2 separate regions of the Mus musculus genome follow, and region 2 is linked to region 1. The links are chromatin contacts, found by Hi-C or POLR2A ChIA-PET in ENCODE. All regions are on one chromosome and are shown on one strand. Each heading gives the region's core, a stretch centred on a gene start or an enhancer-like site at or near the end of the contact. The rest is flanking DNA. Distances are from core to core; before and after follow the strand shown. Region 1 holds the start of Blnk (B cell linker). Region 2 holds the start of Dntt (deoxynucleotidyltransferase, terminal).

The links. Hi-C counts contacts between places; a loop is a spot of excess contacts on that map. ChIA-PET counts read pairs that join two places held with the same protein, here RNA polymerase II (POLR2A).
Region 2: a loop to region 1 is called in a map of v-Abl transformed pro-B cells, with 2.0 times the contacts of the local background. The contact joins the promoter of Dntt here to the promoter of Blnk in region 1. A Hi-C loop is called at or near these places in 1 of 37 maps with a recorded cell type or tissue (v-Abl transformed pro-B cells). POLR2A ChIA-PET finds 5 or more read pairs at or near these places in 2 of 5 experiments (Patski and embryonic stem cell).

What each region holds. Positions count from the first base shown.
Region 1 is chr19:40,992,788-40,995,863 of GRCm38, reverse strand. Blnk (B cell linker) reads left to right here and starts at 1,643. Exons shown (of 17, transcript NM_008528.5): 1 at 1,643-1,852. The coding sequence starts at 1,806.
Region 2 is chr19:41,027,855-41,030,930 of GRCm38, reverse strand. Dntt (deoxynucleotidyltransferase, terminal) reads right to left here and starts at 1,656. Exons shown (of 11, transcript NM_001043228.1): 1 at 1,290-1,656. The coding sequence starts at 1,492.

The DNA of each region.
Region 1 (3,076 bases), core at 394-2,893:
GTTTTCATCGTGTCGGACTTGAATACAGTAAAAAGAAGAAAGACAAGCGGCTGTAAAAAGAAAAAGCAGAAGTGGAACCCTCGACCCTCTCTCTTTCTCTGGGGAAATAAGAAGTTGCCAGACCAGGTGCTCGACAGAGTTGGTGGAGAGGAAAGTCCGCAGGTCAATTGGAAGCATTTTACAACCATCCAGAAGGAACAAAAGGCTATTATCACCCCCCTGGCCAGACTCTCCTGACCCTTGATGACATCATATATGGTTTTTATGTTCCTTTCTGCTAAGAGCTGTGGGAAGGGCGGGGCAGGGAACTAGATCTCCTTCAGGATACATTGCAAGAAAACCGTGCAGGCAGATTAGAGAAAGGCAACAGTTACGGGAAGCAAGTGTCTGCATTTCTCTCCTGATGCCCTACTCTTCTGCAAAGGGACCTCACCCTTCAACCACTCTGAGGCATCAGCTCTCGGACATCCTGAAGAATGGCAAATTCAGATATAGTGCATGAACGTGAACAGTCAAGGAACCAGGAGGACCGAAGAGCTCCTCTTTGAACAAAGAACCTGGGGGTGGGGGTGGGCAGGGGCGGGAAGAAATCCGGGTTTGCTCTCTGTCTCTTCTCCTCCCTTCTCTGGCCTGGTCCTCCTTCCCACTCTCTCCTCAGCCAGGCCCTTGAAGCTATAACAGGAGAGATAACTGAAATCCCTCCACTCTGTCTCCCTCCAACCCCCCGTGCATTCTTTAGACCCAGGTCGATGGTCCTTTGATAATGTTCAGAACGTAATCTCCTTTCACAAAGGTGACTAGGATGTGCCAGGTGAGTGGGGGTGGGGGTGTTCAGGTCCAAGGGGAAGAAAGAACACGCCCTCTCATTTTTTTGTTTTTTGTGTTTTGTTGTCTCGAGGAGTATAGCAGAACTGTCTAGATGGGGTCAGAGGCAGGTGTGGGATTTCACTGTGCTTGGGATACCCCTACACCTGACATGTCGCACTGGGTGTGATGAGAGGGGAAGACATGGAGGGGAGTTAGGAGGCATCCGCCTGATGTCATGTGTTGGGAAATCACTAGGCTTGTCCTCAGCTGACTTTTGAGTGTATCCTGTCTTTATTTGAAAATGGCAAGCTTTCAGCAAGGCAACTCCTGACTCCACACAGCATACGATAGGGTCGCCTTTCCCCACCCCTAAGTGACCTTGACCTTGCACAAAGAATTACCTATCACATTTTAAATGACCACTGCTGTGACCTCGGTGACAAGAACTGTCCATTTCATGTCTTAGTTCTTAAGAAGAAGAGGCTAACCCATGGCTTAATGCAAATGAGCAGAAAGCCCCCAAAGAGCCATCCAGATATAATTGATTATTCAGCTTTTCCTTGTACCTAAGAAGTGGCAGGGTGACTCTGGCCATCTGCTAAAAACAGGGACTACCTAAGGTTTGGGACAAACAGGAAGTAGTGCTCAGTCAGAAACTTATCCAACCTGGCAACACACCTGATCATAAAAGAGCTACTGGAAGGGATTTGCATGCCCAATAAGGTTTCACTACCGAAGTTTACACAACGCACAGTAATCAGCCAGGCTGGCTGACTCCCTGGATCACATGACCTCGTAGAAACATGAAACTTGGCGATGCGCTCCAGCGAGTTTTACTTCCCCTGTGCAGGGGTGTTTGCCAGCAGCCTGTGGGTTGCTCGCAGAAGTCAGTTCCAGTGGCTTGAGTTCTTGAGGCCAGAGCCTTACCATGCTGCTCCCCAGGAAGTCCAGGAGCTGCTGACACCCCCCTGGACAGCGACACATCCTCTCTCAAGAAAATGGACAAGCTGAATAAGATAACTGTCCCTGCCAGCCAGAAGCTGAGGTAAGAGATTCCCTTCGGAGCCTTATTCCTCTTCTTTGCCCTCTAGGGCTCCTCCAGCGCTCAGAGGCACCAAAACCTTGGGATACTTGACCAGTGCCAATCGGTTAGCAATGGCTATAGGGAAGTAGATCAGCTTTTTAAAGAAACGTGTAGGAGGAGTGAAGGAACCTGCTTTGGCTGGTTTTTGCCAGGGATGGGACAAAGAGTGAAGCTCTGGGAAGGCAAGAAGATAGAAAATTTGATGGCCCACATGCTAGCAACAGCCAGCTTTCTGAGTCTGAGGAGGGGCTCATCCATGGTGTGAAGAGCGTTTGTAGTCACTGTCGCTTACTGACTCTTGTTTGTTTTGTGGGTGTTCACCCTAAGTTTATTGGGGGAACTACGCGTCTCTCCAGTACCCTCATGACTATCTATTTTAGAATGTCAGATGGCTCACTGGATAAAGTGCTGAATGTGCAGGTCTGATGATCTAAGTTCCATGCCCACAACCCAGATAAAAAACGGAAAGAGAAGCAACTCCACAAAGCTGTCCTTGGACTCCACAGTCACTGCCAGCCTGGCACATGCATGCCCTGACACATCATGCCCACACACATTTCACACACACATACACACACACATACTGATAATAACAATAACCATTTTAAAAAACAGCTTTGGCAATTTAAAGAAATATATACTAAGAAAGAATAAGCCAGCAGTGGCCTAAGGCATACATACGTCAAGAGACCATGCAAAGATGACTTCCCAGTTTTTGAGTTTGAAGAGCATTGTCTTCTGAAGTGGGGCTGATGACTCTCAGAGGCTGGAACTTTCAAACGTTTAAGGGTGTGTTATATTCCATGTGCAGGCTAGAACTTTGGACTTTCATGAGGTCATACTTAAGGGATGGAGCACTGGAGAGTCTGAGACAAATGACAAGAAAAGACATGGAGTTGATAGAAGGACAGTCTTTCACGGTGGCACATGGGTCTTCTCACTCTGAGGGGTTTGGTAAGAGGCAGACTGAGAGGTACTAAGGGGTCCAGACCAGCGGGCAGCATCAGCTGGTCAGCCATTTTATAGAGGATACCCAGGAGAGCCACAGAGCCTTTAACATGGAAGTTAGAAGGTCCCACAGGCACCCTCCATCTTCTGCTGTGCATCTCACGGAAGGGAAGGGTAGAGCAGACATCGTAGAAATAATAAGGGGGCCACGAAGTGGAGAAGAGGATTGGAGTAGCA
Region 2 (3,076 bases), core at 407-2,906, 35 kb before region 1:
CCTTTACCATGAAAAGCATCTTGGTAGCTGCTAAAACTTTTGATTTCTGTTTTTAACTTTCTCTTTGAAGATGTTTTTTCTGTTTTATCCCTCCCCCTTTACCTATCTAATCTCTTTCTCTTTTAAAGCTAACACTGTACATAAGGCTAACAGATTAGTTATACTCAAAAACGAGTTGAAATATTGGATTGTGTGAAAAGAACATCAAGGAATGAAGTTGAGAGTGGCTGTGATGACTTAAAACAAAAAATAGGAGACCATGTGACAAAGACTCAGAAAAGAGAGAAGCCCAGAACCTCAGGAATTTTTGATTGGGGACATTTTAGCAAAAAATCTAAAAAGATCCCCTCAGCTGGGCATGTGGAGTGTGAAATTCCTGAGTACTGACCTTGGAAATGTGTCTCCTCAATGTCTCCAAAGCCAGCATTTCATCAGCAAGAAACGTTTGGCAATTTTCTTTTAAATTCAAAGACTTTCCAAAATCCCAAGTGTAAAAGTCAGATCATCTCTGACACGGTATGTTCAGCACCCCTCCCAACTTGCATGGCTGAAGGCAGTGAACTGAGTGCCCCCCCACTCCCACTGTAACCCCAACACTTCTGTCTGCAGCCGTCAGGCACACCAGGGCCTTTTACTGGGACTTTCTGAATCGCTTTGATTCTTTTCATTGGGTCAAGAGAGTGAACGTACACAATAGTCAGCAAAACAATGATAATTGGTGCTTACTGAACGAGTGCAGATGGTAGCTTCAATCACCTCCCTGCCTAGACTCTGATCATAGCACACTGGGGTGCCATCTGTCACCCCTAGACAAACATCTTTAACCAGCATCTCTTCCTGAAGCCCACTTGGACCACCCTTTGGAAAACCATCACCAAGGCCAGTAAGGTACCTGTGGTGACTCACCTCAGCCTAGCCCACCATAGACCCTTAGCAGAGCAGGTGTGTATAAGTCAGAGCCAGACAATCAGAACACCCTCCCTGCTCCAAAGTAGCAATGTAAAAAATTGAACCCAATGGTGTTGGTTCAGTTTGGTACAGAATGGAATCGAGTGGTTTCTATGTGGTTCTCTGACTAGTTTTCTGGTTATCACTCCTGGATACTTAATCTCAGAGTCAGTCATGGGAAGCCATATTTTTTTTTAAAAATATTATTTTTTGGTACCAATTAGTTTCTATATAATCTCATTTAGTCCCCACTCATCTCCCTTAGCCAACTGGCCCCTTGGGTCCCTTGGGGACGTCCTCAGGGCTCCTGCATGCTTGCAAAGTGACCAGGGCTGTCCTACCTGAGCTCATTTTCCACCCTGAACCCTTTCCTTCGGGCCAGCTCCATGAGGAAGGCTCTTCGAGTTGTTCCCATCTTCTTTTCCAAAATGAAGAGGACCAAGTCTCGAAATCGGATGTCATAAGGCGTGGAAGCCACTGGGGTGCCCAGCTGCCTGGGTCTTTTCTTCCGAGGACCCAGGTGGACTGCTTGCAGTGGATCCATGGAAGCAGACAGTCTAGCTCTGTCTGTACCATCAGGTGGTGTCTCCAGAATGAGGGCTCTGATGTCCTCTCACCAGCAAACCCATAGGTACCACCCTGGTGACAACTTCCTGCTGAAGGAATGTCTCACTCTGATCAGGTCCTTTCTCCCAAAATGGAGCTCTTGACAGAAAGAACAGTGAACTTGGGTTTTCATACACTTGATCTCTGCAGTACCTCAGAATAAACTTATGAAGAAAGGGGGACCTCGCCACTGGTTGAGTACTGTTATTTATCTTTAGACATGTTCAAACCCTTTAGGTTGCATTTTAAAAGCCATTTTTTAAAAAATGTATTACATTTGCTTACTGCGCAAGGGGGCATGTGTGTGCATGCCATGACATCAGTGTGGCAGTCAGAGGCATCTTTCCCCCTCCACCGTTGTAGGTCCCAGGAATCAAACGTGGGTTGTCAGTCTTGGTAGCAAGCTTCTATCATCACCACTTAGTCATCTAACTGCTCCTGCTGACTTTATTCATTGATTCCTGCTTTACTCTAGCTCACTTCTATTCTTTCTCTCGGACCTACGTTATGGTACACTGGATGTCTGTAATTGGCACAGATGTGTTACATACAGCTGTTGTGATTTCACGTGAATGCCACCTGAATTTCTCACTCTGCTGGTTGCTTTTTTTTTTTTAATTTTTTTTTATTTTATGTGCATTGGTGTTGGAAGGTGTCAGATTCCCTGGAACTGGAATTGCAGACAGTTGTAAGCTGCCACATGGTTGCTGAGACTTGAACTCTGGCCTGCTGGAAGAGCAGTTAGTGCTCCTAACCACTGAGCTATCTCTCCTGGCCCCATGGTCACTTTTTTCCCAACAAGCCCATAACTGTGATTTTCCTGGCTCTGTCTACTCTGCTGCTTTAGTTACTATCGTTTTGCAGTGGGCACAGGACCACAGGCTCCCGTGTGTGAGCACATTTTATAGAAAGCTAAGGTTCAGACACTGCAGATCACAGAGTATGGGGCAAATGAGATCATGAATGCAGTTCTTCAGACTTCAACCGTGATGCAACTTAGTTTGTTTTTGGTTTCTATTTTTTCAGTGCACTAAGTTTCCAGAGAGTGGTCGCTACATAACTAACATAGGTCTCTGAGACGAGATGAGTTTTGGAGAAGAGTCATGGGCATGGAGTTAGGGACATTTTCACAGCCCTGTGCAAAATGAAAATTTCATCTTTAGTTAATATTACTTAGTAGGTCTCACTTCTGGAACACCTACTACAGGACCTAGGCAAGACCTCAAAACCTTTGCTGACTGAATTCTTATAAGACCATACTGCCAGCTAGATACCCATATAATACGGGGGGGGGGGGTTGTCAGTGCCCACAAAGTACCATACAGGCAGCGAGATGCAGCAGAGAAGATCCTCAGCCCCGCAAGCAACTTGCTCAAAGTCACAGAACAAATCAGTAGCCACCACTAAGAAATGGCTGAGTCAGGACTCGGAGTCAGGTTTGTCTGACTCCAAAATGTATATACTCTTGGGGCCGGTGAGATGGCTCAGTGAGTAAAGGAGCTTGCTGCCCATCCTCGAAACT